2 separate regions of the Homo sapiens genome follow, and region 2 is linked to region 1. Evidence: chromatin contacts called from ENCODE Hi-C or POLR2A ChIA-PET data. All regions are on one chromosome and are shown on one strand. Each heading gives the region's core, a stretch centred on a gene start or an enhancer-like site at or near the end of the contact. The rest is flanking DNA. Distances are from core to core; before and after follow the strand shown.

Region 1 (6,115 bases), core at 1,155-3,654:
ATGTTGAGCAGCATCCCCGGCCTCTACCCACTAGATAGCAGGTGCACCCCTCAGATGTGACAACCAAAATCTATCTTCAGATGTTGCTAAATGTTCCCTGGGAGGCAAACTTGCCCCTGTTGGAGAATCACTGCCCTAGATCCTGGGGAGCCTGGCCCTAAGGGCCCCACCTTGACCACTCACCTGCAAAATCTTCAGCTAGAGAACGAGAATAATTGAGAACCATGCCCAACACTTCCTCAGGTGAGAACTGCAGCTGCCTGAGGGGAAGGAAGGTAGTTGGAGCCAAGGAAAGCCAGGCATTAAGGCAGGACAATCAGGAACACACACCAATGAGGAGCCCAGCAGCGTTGCCGAGACCACCTTCCCCAACAGAGCACTCACGAGCTGATCTGAAAGTGCACAGTCTGCCTCTGTGGGTCGAAAGTCAGCTCGTGCTCCGGGAAGCGGGCCTGGTAAAGAGCTACATGGGGGTTATCTGCCTGCTTCCCCAGGAGGTGCTGGAAGTAACGTAGCGTAGCCTTTGGATTCTTAATCGCCTGAGGGGTGAAGAAGGAGCAGACTAGTATTAGGCTCCCAAGTCCACCATTACCTACCTCTTACATCACAGAGACTGATAAGGAAACAGACTCTGGGGGCTGCCATCTCCTCTCCTCTGCCCACCACTCTGGGAAGAGGGACTGCTAGCTCACCATGCTTGCTGCACTGTCTCCAAAGAATCTTTCATTTTCTTTCAGGGTCACGATCACCGGTGTTTTCCTCCGAGATTCCCTGAGGAAAAGAGATTTTGGGCCCAGGTGCCTGCAGCAGAAGGACTCAGAAGCCTCGACACTCACACACATTTAACCACTCAGATGCCGAAGTCTGCTGTGGGCACTATGACTAACACATTCACACTTGGAGCCCAGACTCCCTCGTTCCCCACCCTTAACACGGGGGCCACCCTCACTTATTCAAGACAATTTCCATGGGCACTCCAGGTTTGACAATGGCCACCTTCATGGACTCACTGCCCAGGTCCACAGACATCACTGCCAGTGTATCTGAAGGGAAAAGAGGTTTGTCAGTTAGCTCTCCCTTCGCCCACCTTCCTGGGACTCCCTCTAATCAAAGCATACCACTTTCCATGGGTAAACGAAGATGGCAAAAGACAAAAAGGCCTGGACCTAACAACTCAAGAGACTTCTGGCCAACAGCCCCAAGCTCAATTCCCATCATGCATCCTTCAGTCATCATTTATCCATTTGCTCCCTCTACTGGGGTACATACCACTCAGTGCCAACAGGTCTGCCAAGAGCACAGCCACCAAGGCCCAACAGACTCGCCTCCTCGGCCTCTGCCTCCTAACTTTGTCTGCCATAGTGCCCCTGGGGGAGGCGAAGAAAGAAAACACTTAAAACTGGATACCCGGAGTGAAGGAGACAGAATCACATCCCAGAACGGAGAGGCTGTAAGATTCATATCTACTTCATTCTTACCCAGGGCAGATCAGCCTACTTCTCCCCTTCTCCCTCCTGATGGGTACAAACCATTCTCTAATCATCCCAGCAGCGCCCACACAAAGGCCCAAGTGAAAGAGCATGGGTCCTCGGCTTTGCCACATCCCTAAACAGAGAAGCTAACAGGACAAGAGAAAGGAGACCCGAGCCTTTTGTCCACCACACAGGCAGTGAGTGGCGCACCGCAGCACTGTGCCTGTTGTCAGACACCTGGGGTGCGGCCAGGGATCCCCGCCCAGGGCTCAACCACCTCCCCACACCTGGAGCTCCCCCGCTGACGGGGAAAGCCAGCTGGGCCTGGACGGGAAGAGAAAGGTAATGACGTTGGGGGTAGCTAGGATGAAGGAAAGGCCTATCTCCTCCTCGGCATCCCTGCGGGTTGTCCCGCCCCCTCCCCTTTCCCAGCTCACTCCCCGGCCCCGCTGTGCCCACAGACGCAGTGCCAGGGGCGGTAAGGTTCCCCGCCCGGCGGGTAGCCGTTACCCGGTGTTCACCTAAACCCCACCTGACGAAGGCGGCGGCTCCCACTCCCGGAAACGGATCCCGGCCCGCCCCAGCAAGTGGGGACAGACCGGGGGCCGAGCTGCGTGCCCCCCGGTGCGAGGCCGAGCGCCCGGCGTCCGCGCGGCCCTCCCTTGCGCTCCCGACCCGCCCCCGGAGCTCGCACGCTGTCTCCCCTAGGAGGGGTGGCCGGCCCGCACCTCCATCCACCCCCGCTACCTCTTGCCTCCGCTCCTGCGGCCCCAGCTCTGGGACAGACGCGGCACGAACGTACCCACGAGGCCGGCAGCGCCCCCCACCCGCGCCCTTCACAACTCCTCTCGGTTTGCAAACTGTTACATTAGCCACCAACCTCTCGGCGGCGTCTCGCGCACCAGCCGGCCCCGGACGCGGCGCGCGCTCATTGGAGCCTCGGCCGCCCGGCCCTGCGCTGCGCGCCCGGCCCCGCCCCCGCCGCCCCGGCGCGCGTACTCATTGGACCACGTCCCAGGCCCCGCCCCCTCCCTTTGCCAGCCTTGTAATGGGGCGGCGGAGGGGACCAGCCACCGGTTGGGCAGAAGCAGCCGGCGTCGGCCTGGGATTGGACCACGTCACGGGGCCAGCGCGCTCCACTCCTTCCTCCCCAGCGCCGGCCCCGGGGCGACCGCGGGACCTTTTCCGGCGCTGGATGCTTTGCTGCCGGGGTTCGGGAGTGACCTGCGCCTAGAGCAGGTCGGGCGCACTGCAGTCCCGCACTCGGGGCTCTTCTTCCGGTCACCTGTAGAGCCCGGCCGAGGAATGGAATAACAGGCGTCCTGTCCGCAGCCCCGCGGAGGGGGCGCTGGCCTGCCGGTTAGTATTGAGGTGCCCTAGGCTTTGGATAGACGTTGGAGAATGGCTGTCCCTCGGACTGAGTCCGTCGCAACCCCCTCTGTTTTACTGAGGAAACTGAAGCCACAGAAAAAGATGTTTGCTGATGGGTCAGAGATAACCGATGCATTCGTCGCAGAATCTGGCCAGGATTTCTTAGGTTAAGCCCCACTCATTTGTATAAGAAAGAATATTCCAAACTTAAGTACTACACACAAAAGACACTTTTATTTGTGAGGCTATAGTTGGTTGAGCTTGTGTGCACCTTCTCCTATTTCTGTTCTATTAAATCTTGTGAACATTTCTCTACTCTTTAGCTGTTTCTGTCATAGAATGACAGAAGCACCTCACTGCCTTCTCTTTTAACTTACAGCTCCATAGAAATGTGCGCAGTCGCCCGGGCGCGGTGGCTCACGCCTGTAATCCCAGCATTTTGGGAGGCCAAGGCGGGCGAATCACTGGAGGTCAGGAGTTCGAGACCAGCCTGGCCAACATGGTGAAACCCCGTCTCTACCAAAACTACAAAAATTAGCCAGGCGTGGTGGCGGGTGCCTGTAATCCCAGCTACTCACGAGGCTGAGGCAGGAGAATTGCTTGAATCCGGGAGGCAGAGGTTGCTGTGAGCCCAGACTGCGCCACTGCACTCCAGCCTGGGCGACAACAGCGAGACTCCTTCTCGAAAAAGAAATGTACGCAGTCCTTGGAGACTGCATTTTCCTTAAGTGTGGATGGAAATAAGTCATCTGTTTTCTCTCCTACTAAGTTGATGCCTGGCCACCCTTCACAGAAAGGCCCGCTTGAAGACCCTGGCTGTCAGGGCCAGGGTTGTGTCAAGCCTGAACTTGTTTAAGGAGCTCTTAGCTCTTCCTTTCTCTACATTTTTCGTGATGCTTAGGTGGAGAGTGGTCCGGTGTCTATGCTTAGAAGGAAAAATTATTGGCAGTCCCAGAGAGAGTCTATTCTTCCTTTTTTTTTTTTTTTTTTTTTTATTGATCATTCTTGGGTGTTTCTGGCAGAGGGGGATTTGGCAGGGTCATAGGACAATAGTGGAGGGAAGGTCAGCAGATAAACAAGTGAACAAAGGTCTCTGGCTTTCCTAGGCAGAGGACCCTGCGGCCTTCCGCAGTGTTTGTGTCCCTGGGTACTTGAGATTAGGGAGTGGTGATGACTCCTAACGAGCATGCTGCCTTCAAGCATCTGTTTAACAAAGCACATCTTGCACCGCCCTTAATCCATTTAACCCTGAGTGGACACAGCACATGTTTCAGAGAGCACAGGGTTGGGGGTAAGGTCATAGATCAACAGCATCCCAAGGCAGAAGAATTTTTCTTAGTACAGAACAAAATGAAGTCTCCCATGTCTACTTCTTTCCACACAGACACAGCAACAATCCGATCTCTATCTTTTCCCCACCTTTCCCCCTTTTCTATTCCACAAAACCACCATTGTCATCATGGCCCGTTCTCAATGAGCTGTTGGGTACACCTCCTAGACGGGGTGGTGGCCGGGCAGAGGGGCTCCTCACCTCCCAGAAGGGGCGGCCGGGCAGAGGCGCCCCCCACCTCCCGGACGGGGCGGCGGCCGGGCGGAGGCGCCCCCCCACCTCCCTCCCGGACGGGGCGGCTGGCCGTGCGGGGGCTGGCCCCCCACCTCCCTCCCGGACGGGGCGGCTGGCGGGGTGGCTACGGCGGGGCAGAGGCGCTCCCCACATCTCAGATGATGGGCGGCCGGGCAGAGACGCTCCTCACTTCTTAGACGGGATGGCGGCCGGGAAGAGGCGCTCCTCACTTCCCAGACTGGGCAGCCGGGCAGAGGGGCTCCTCACATCCCAGACGATGGGCAGCCAGGCAGAGACGCTCCTCACTTCCCAGACGGGGTGGCGGCCGGGCAGAGGCTGCAATCTCGGCACTTTGGGAGGCCAAGGCAGGCGGCTGGGAGGTGGAGGTTGTAGCTAGCCGAGATCACGCCACTGCACTCCAGCCTGGGCAACATTGAGCACTGAGTGAACGAGACTCCGTCTGCAATCCCGGCACCTCGGGAGGCCGAGGCTGGCGGATCACTCGCGGTTAGGAGCTGGAGACCAGCCCGGCCAACACAGCGAAACCCCGTCTCCACCAAAAAAACACAGGCGTGGCGGCGCGCGCCCGCAATCGCAGGCACTCGGCAGGCTGAGGCAGGAGAATCAGGCAGGGAGGTTGCAGTGAGCCGAGATGGCAGCAGTACAGTCTAGCTTCGGCTGGGCATCAGAGGGAGACCGTGGAAAGAGAGGGAGAGGGAGACCCTGGGGAAAGGGGGAGGGGGAGGGAGAGCTATTCTTCCTTTTAAGAGTAGTTATGTATTCAGGCAGTAGACAAATTGGTAGAAATAGAAATTCAGTTAAAATTTTAACAGAATTTAATTACACAAATAATACACAAATGTAATCTTTAAAAAATTCATTCTACACAAAGGCAAATTTCCTTGATGCCAACCCAAACCCCCACTCTCTCTTGTGGAGGCACCTGCTATTGTCAGTGTGGTGTATAAGTTTCCAGGTCTTTCCCTCTTTTACACATATAGATATCCTAGAAACATGTAGCTTTTATCTTTTCATAATATACATTTTTTATTTTTTGCAACCAACACCTTGTTTGCCTTTTATCTTTTTTAAAACCATAAAATGTTACACAATTACATTGTTTGCAATTTTTTTAAACTAATAATAAAGTGTGGAGCATTTTCCATGTAACTGTGGTTCATTTCCTCGTTTACTGCTGTAGAACATTCCATAGCATGGGGTTCGTTCTGCCATAATGATAGACATATACGCTGTCAGTTCAATTCCACAGGGAAAGATTTTGTTTCTCAGTAATAGACTCCACTTTTGGCCAACTATCCAGTAGAGTCTTTCCATCCATTTTTTATTTTTTTTTGCGACAGAGTCTGTGTCATCCAGGCTGGAGTGCAGTGGTGCAGTCTTGGCTCACTGCAACCTCCACCTCCCGGGCTCAAGCGATTCTCCTGGCTCAGCCTCCCAAGTAGCTGGGACTACAGGCACACACCACCATGCCTGGCTAATTTTTGTATTTTTAGTAGAGTCAGGGTTTCACCATGTTGGCCAGGCTGGTCTCGAACTCCTGACCTCAGGTGATCCGCCTGCCTCGGCCTCTCAAAGTGCTGGGATTACAGCGTGAGCCACCACGCCCAGCCTTTCCATCCATTTCAAACAGAGAGTATGCGTTTTAACATTTATTGGGCCACTCTGATATGCAAGCACTGGGCTAGGT
Region 2 (6,659 bases), core at 1,871-4,370, 200 kb after region 1:
CCATATCTTACAGTTGTGCATTGTGCTGTGATTAACATATACGTGCAGGTCCTTTTCATACAGTGACTTATTTTCCTTTAGGTAGATACCCAGTGGTGGGCTTGCTGGATTGAATTGGCAGACCTACATTTAGTTCTTTGAGAAATCTTCATACTATTTTCCACAGAGGTTGTGCTAATTTACTTCACCACCAGCAGTGTATAAGCATTCCCTATTCAAATGAACAAATAACTAAATGAAGCATTCCCTTTCACTATGTACACATCAGCATCTATTGTTCTTTTGATTTTTTAAATAATGGCCACTCTGGCTGGGGTAAGGTGGTATCTCATTGTGGTTTTAATTTGTATTTCCATGATGATTAGTGACGTTGATTATTTTTTCATTTGTTTGTGGCCACTTGTATATCTTCTTTAGAGAAATGCCTATTTATGTTGTTTGCCCACTTTTTGATGGGATTATTTGTTGTTGTTGTTTTCCTTGCTGATTTGAGTTCCTCATAGATTCTGGATATTAGACCTTTGTTGGATGCATTGCTTGCATGTATTTTCTCCCATTCTGTGGGTTCCATTTATTTTTGTTTTTGTTGCATTTGCTTTTGGGGTTTTAGTTATAAATTCTTTGCCTAGGTCAATGTCCAGAAGAGTTTTTCCTAGGTTTTCTTCTAGAATTTTTGTGGTTTCAGGTCTTAGATTTAAGTCTTTAATACATCTTGAGTTGATTTTTCTATGTGGTGAAAGATAGGGATTCATTTTCATTCTTCTACATGTGGCTATGCAGTTTTCCCAGCACCATTTATTAAATAGGGTGTGTCCTTTCCCTAATTCATGTTTTTGTATGCTTTGTCAAAGATCAGTTGGTTTTAAGTATTTGGCTTTATTTCTGGTTTCTCTATTCTGTTCCATTGGTGTATTAGTCCATTCTTGTACTGCCATAAAAAAATACTTGTGGCCGGGTGCTGTGGCTCATGCCTGTAATCTCAGCACTTTTGGAGGCTGAGGCAGGCGGGTCACTTGAGGTCAGGAGTTCGAGACCACCCTGGCCAAAATGGTGAAACCCCCTGTCTACCAAAAATATGAAAAATTAGCCAGGTGTGGTTGTGCACGCTTGTAATCCCAGCTACTCGGGAGGCTGAGGCAGGAGAATCGCTTGAACCTGGGAGGCGGAGGTTGCAGTGAGCCGAGATTGCACCATTGCACTCCAGCCTGGGCGACAAGTGAGACTACGTCTCAAAAAAACAAAACAAAACAAAAAACAAAAAGACTTGAGACTGTAATTTTTAAAGAAAGAGATTTAAGTGGCTCATGGTTCTACAGGCAGTACAGGAAGCATAGTGGCTTCTGCTTCTGGGGACGCCTCAGGAAACTGACAGTCATGGTGGAAGGTGAAGGCAGAGCAGGCACCATGGCCCGAGCAGGAGGAAGAATGAGGGAGGAGGTGCTACACACTTTCAAAGGACCAGATCTCCTGAGAACTCTATCACTGTATAGTACCAAGAGGGGATAGTGCTAAACCATTCATGAGAACTCTGCCCTCATGATCCAGTCACCTCCCACCAGGCGCCATCTCCAGCACTGGGGGATTACATTTCAACATGAGATTTAGGTGGGGACAGATCCAAACCATTCAATTGATCTATGTATCTTTCTTTATACCTGTACCATACTGTTTTGGTTACTATAGCCTTAATAGTATAATTTGATGTTGGGTAATGTCATGCCTTTAGATTTGTTATTTCTGTTTAGGATTGCTTTGGCTTTTCAGGCTCTTTTTTGGTTCCGTATGAATTTTAGGATTGTTGCTTTTAATTCTTTAAAAAATGATGTGGGTATTTTGTTAAGAATTGCATTGAATCTATCGATTGCTTTGGGCAGTATGGTCATTTTCACGATACTGATTCTTCCAGTCCCTGAGCACGAGATGTGTTTCCATTTGTTTGTGTATTCTGTGATTTCTTTCAGCAGTGTTTTGTCATTCTCCTTGTAGAGATCTTTCATCTCCTTGGTTAAATATATTCCTAGGTTTTTATGTGTTGTTTTCTTTCAGCTATTGTAAAAGGGATTGAGTTCTTGATTTGATTCTCAGGTTGGTCATTGTTGATGTGTAGCAGTGCTGCTGACTTGTATACGTTGATTTCGTAACCTGAGACTTAACTGAATTCACTTATCAAATCTAGTTGTCTTTTGGAGGAGTCTTCGGGGTTTTTTTTAGGTATGTGATGATATTATTGGCAAAACAGAGATAGCTTGACTTCCTCTTCCAATTTGGGTGCCCTTTCTTTCTCTTGCCTAATTGCTGTGCCTGGGTAAGTTGGTAGTCTTATGTGGCTTTAAGTTTCTTGTATTCTGCTTAAGATACATTTGTGATTTTTTTCTCCCATGTATTGTTTATTCTTATGTTTTTCCCCATTTATTGAATATACCTCTGCTTATTTGACAATACTGAAATTTTGTGTATTTACTTATATATTAGAGCCACTATGCAAAAGTAAACAGTATTTACTAAATTTATGTGAATTTAGTAAACACAGTAAATACTATTTACTTTTGCATAGGGGCTCTAATGTTCAAGTTCCATATAAATATAAATATTTCTGGTGGGAGAATTATGATAGATACCACTGGATGGGTGTTAGAACTCCCCAAAATTGATAATTTTTGAGGTGCTAAGATACTAAATGTGTTTTCATCAAGCTTATATAAAAGATACTGAGAAACAAAGATTGGGTCTCAAAGAGATGGCATTAGTTTCTGCCTTAGGTGAGAACAACTAAAAAATTGGCATCGTTTTCTTATAAATATAGCTCATTTGGGACATGGATTGTATTTCCAAATACCTGTCACATGGATTTATTCTGCCTTTTGTAGGAGAAACCTGTAATATTGTTCTTTTGTATCCTTCCGATTCTATCTCACTTACCTCCACACTCTTCTCAAAGGGGGAAACTCAGTTTCAGCTTGATTATCTTGTACAAGGGCACTAGCAAATGGACCGTTCCATTCCCAGAGATGCCAACAATCTTACACAGATTATTCACAAATCTGTTTTCCCAAGCTACCTGCTAGTTATACTCATGTTAGTATCTTCCCACACTCAAAATACCTGAACACTGAATGTATCCTCTTCATCAGCAAACCAACTTCCTCTTTCATGTCCCGTTACTGAGTTAGTACTGTATAATGTAGTGAGTAGTGATGATGAGCATGGATTGATTATTGGCTTAGCTTCTTTTTTTTTTTTTCTTTTTCTTTTCTTTTCTTTTTTTTTGAGATGGAGTGTCACTCTGTCGTTCAGACTGGATTTAGTGGTGCAATCTCGGCTCACTGCAACCTCCACCTCCTGGGTTCAATCAATTCTCCTGCCTCAGCCTCCCGAGTAGCTGCGACTACAGGCACGTGCCATCACGCCTGGCTAATTTTTGTATTTTTAGTAGAGATGGGGTTTTACCATGTTGACCAGGCTGGTCGGCTCAGCTTCTTTATGCCTAAATTGTCTCATCTGTAAAATGGGGATAATATTGGAATCTGATGGGATTGTAAGTGAGAATTAGTTAAATAACAAAATACGTAAAGTGCCTGGTACTTAGTAAGCCCTTAAAAAACATTAGCTTTTACATTATTACCAATATATTATTGGTAATACCCTAGGTTTATCTCCTCTCTTACTCAGTCATACTCTTGATTTTACTGCTGCAGTCTGTCTCAAATCTGTCTTTATTTTACTGCCCCTGTTACTTTTCTATCTCAGGCTCCCATTACTTTTCTACTGCACTACTATGCTGATTGATCTCTCTGCTTTCGCAGTTTCTTCTTTCATTCACCTTCTACATTGCTATCATTTTCGGTCTTAAAATGATCAGATATCACTCCCCAGTCCCAGATCCTTAATGACTCCCCACTGCACTGCATTTGTATTTTCTTTCACTTTGGCAGTTAAATCTCTACTTTTTTTTTTTTTTTTTTTTAATGGAGGCAAAGTCTCCAGGCTGGACACTACAACCTCTGCTTCCCAGGTTCAAGCGATTCTGATGCCTCAGCTATCCGAGTAGCTGGGATTACAGGTGTGCGCCACCACGCCTGGCTAATTTTTTGTATTTTTAGTAGAGATGGGGTTTTGCCATGTTGGCCAGGCTGGTCTCGAACTCCTGACCTCAGGTGAGCCGTCTGCCTTGGCCTCCCAAAGTGCTAGGATTACAGGCGTGAGCCACCGCGCCTGGCCTCTAGATTCTTTTCCATGGAACATTTATTGAAGATTTCTCTAGTTTTTGTCCCTTTTAATAGTCTTATATTCGGACAGAGAACATTCCATGTTCTTTCTCAAGTTTTGCAAAGCTTAGTATTAGCTACTCTGTTTATTTGTTCAGGGAAATGCTATGTTTAAATGGAAATCGATGTCTAAGTTACATACTCAGGAGTTAAATAATTAATGGTAACTAGATATAGACTTTCTACATATTTGATTAGATTCTATTAGTGCTGTCTCAGTATAATTTGTATCTGTATATTTTAAGTTGATTGCATTAGCTTTCTAAAAGGTGCTTGGTGGTGGTTGTCATTTGTTGAGGGAGAGGGTATGAGAAGTTTTAAAGATTTCAGCATTATCTTACTGATATGTTTGTATATGTCTTTAAGGAACTGGTGTAGAGAAGTAGTAACCAGTACTGAGGGTTAATATGCTTTCAATTGTGGGCAAATGCTCCAGTGCATGTAATTCTACTTATTAAAGTTGTCTTTCAGAGCTCGGGTTAAGTGAACTCAAAAGTTATTTTGAAATACAGAGAAATCTGATTAAACAGGACCGTGAAGTAACATAGCTAGTGAACACTTGCTAAATGTTCACAATGATTGTTTTGAACCATTTTTGTTTTTTTCTAACCACACTGAAAACTAAAGATACTAATGTAAAATATTTGTGCTTTAATGAGAATGTATTAGAGTCATTTAAAAATATTATTGACTCTTGTATAAGTGATTTTTTTAAAAAAGATATAAGAAAGAAGGTGTGGAGAAGTAAATATTTTTCACTAATAGCTTCACCTGCAGAATCATGGCATGCAAACACTAAGTGATCGAGTTGAACATTTTCAGTGATACCATGTAGATATTATGACTTGATGTGTTGAGAAGGGCACTTCACCTCTGTTATTCTTTCCATAAACTCGTAACTCCAGTCAAAATATCAGAAAGACAGACAGACACACTGAGAGACATCCTTTAAAATACTTGAACAGCGCTCAGAACTGTCATGAAAAACAAGGAAAGACTAAGAAATGATTACAGACCAGAGGAGACTAAGGAGATAGGGTGAGTAAATGTAAAGTGGTATCCTTGATTGGATCCTGGAATAGATAAAAACATTAGTGGAAAAAACTGGTGAAGCCTGGATATAGCCTGGGATTCAGTTAGTACTACCATACTGATGTTGGTTTCTTAGTTTTGAAGAATGTCCCACAGTAATATAAGATGGTAACATTAGGGGAAACTGAAACTGGATTTGGGTTTTATGGGAACTCCCTGCGTGGTCTTTATAACTTTTCTGTAGATGTAGAATTATTCTGAAATTAAAAATTTGTCAAAAGTAGGTAATATTTTCCAGTTCAGTTCTACAAATGTATTGAATGCCTGTTATGTGCCCAGTGTGACCAGGGTTGCAGGGGATAAAGTGTGTAAGAGATACTTTCCCTGCCTCTGCCCTTAAGGAGTTGTCTTCCAGATTGGGGAATAAGACAATTAATATGAAGCAGAACGTGATGGAACCTGTGAAAAACTATGAGCAAGTTGCTGTAGGGGGTTCAGAAGCTGAGAGTAGACGTTAAATATAGACTGGAGAGTCCTCCCCAAGGAGGCAGTGTTTGAGAACTTTGAAGAATGGGCAGGATTTAGTAACCGTAGTCATTGGAAAGGAAATGTGTCATAACCAAAGAGCCCTGGCTCTTGAATTTCATAGACCTATGCTGCCCCTTACTAGCTTTGTGACCTTGCAAATTATTTAATGTCACTAAGTCTTTGTTTCTCATTTGTAAGATACGGTTAGTAATTCCTATTTCAAAGCATTATGAGAATTAAATGCACTTTATTTAGCTTAGTAAAGCATCTAATCCCTAGTAAACTCTTAGTGTTAACTGCTAGAGATGGAGAGAAGCATATATTGTTGATGCAGTACCAATACCACAGGCACAGAGCCTGGAAAGCGTAGATAGAGTGTTTGGTGGAACATTGACTGGTATTAGAAAGGTGAATTAGGACTACATTGTGAGTGCTTTCATGTATCAGGTCAGCAGTTTGAACTTTTTAAGTGGTAATTGAGAAGTCATTAAAGATTTTCATGTAGGGGGAGTAAGGAGATTGAGTCTGTTTTAGGATTAATTTGATAGAAATATGAGGGGAGTGTTGGAGGCTCTCATGTGGGTTGCTGCCTTCCCATTTACTTGGTGAGTTAGATGTGTCCCCTTTAGCTTTAGAATTCAGTGAAACAGTTAGCTTGAAATGCTCTGGATGATTAGTAGGAATCTGTTACTGTGTAACTTGGGAATTTCAAAAGCAGGACCATGAGTATGTAGTATCAAATACACTTAATATGTGTTTAGTAAAAAGGGCCATTGCTATTTTTAGATGTATTGGCTGAGAACTCCTTTTGTAGGTGATGGTTTTCGTTTTGTT

The links. Hi-C counts contacts between places; a loop is a spot of excess contacts on that map. ChIA-PET counts read pairs that join two places held with the same protein, here RNA polymerase II (POLR2A). Pooled maps may share reads with other maps.
Region 2: a loop to region 1 is called in a pooled map, with 4 times the contacts of the local background. The contact joins the enhancer-like site here to the promoter of HYOU1 in region 1. A Hi-C loop is called at or near these places in 1 of 37 single-sample maps with no recorded cell type and 8 of 50 pooled maps. POLR2A ChIA-PET finds 5 or more read pairs at or near these places in 7 of 52 experiments (CD4-positive, alpha-beta T cell, H1, IMR-90 and 4 more).

What each region holds. Positions count from the first base shown.
Region 1 is chr11:119,054,801-119,060,915 of GRCh38, forward strand. It overlaps HYOU1 (hypoxia up-regulated 1), which reads right to left and starts at 2,405. Exons shown (of 26, transcript NM_006389.5): 1 at 2,220-2,405; 2 at 1,270-1,367; 3 at 950-1,043; 4 at 693-771; 5 at 385-539; 6 at 184-260. The coding sequence starts at 1,360. RefSeq lists enhancers at 1,503-2,003, 2,004-2,503, 2,863-2,912 and silencers at 1,983-2,262, 2,353-2,632.
Region 2 is chr11:119,256,996-119,263,654 of GRCh38, forward strand. All of the region lies in intron 2 of CBL (Cbl proto-oncogene), which reads left to right. Among named protein-coding and RNA genes, the nearest start is that of MIR6756, 53 kb to the right of the region's middle. RefSeq lists an enhancer at 3,623-3,682. Within about 2 kb of position 3,121, at least 4 of the 41 ENCODE cell types and tissues checked have a DNase peak (open chromatin) inside an H3K27ac peak, as active enhancers do.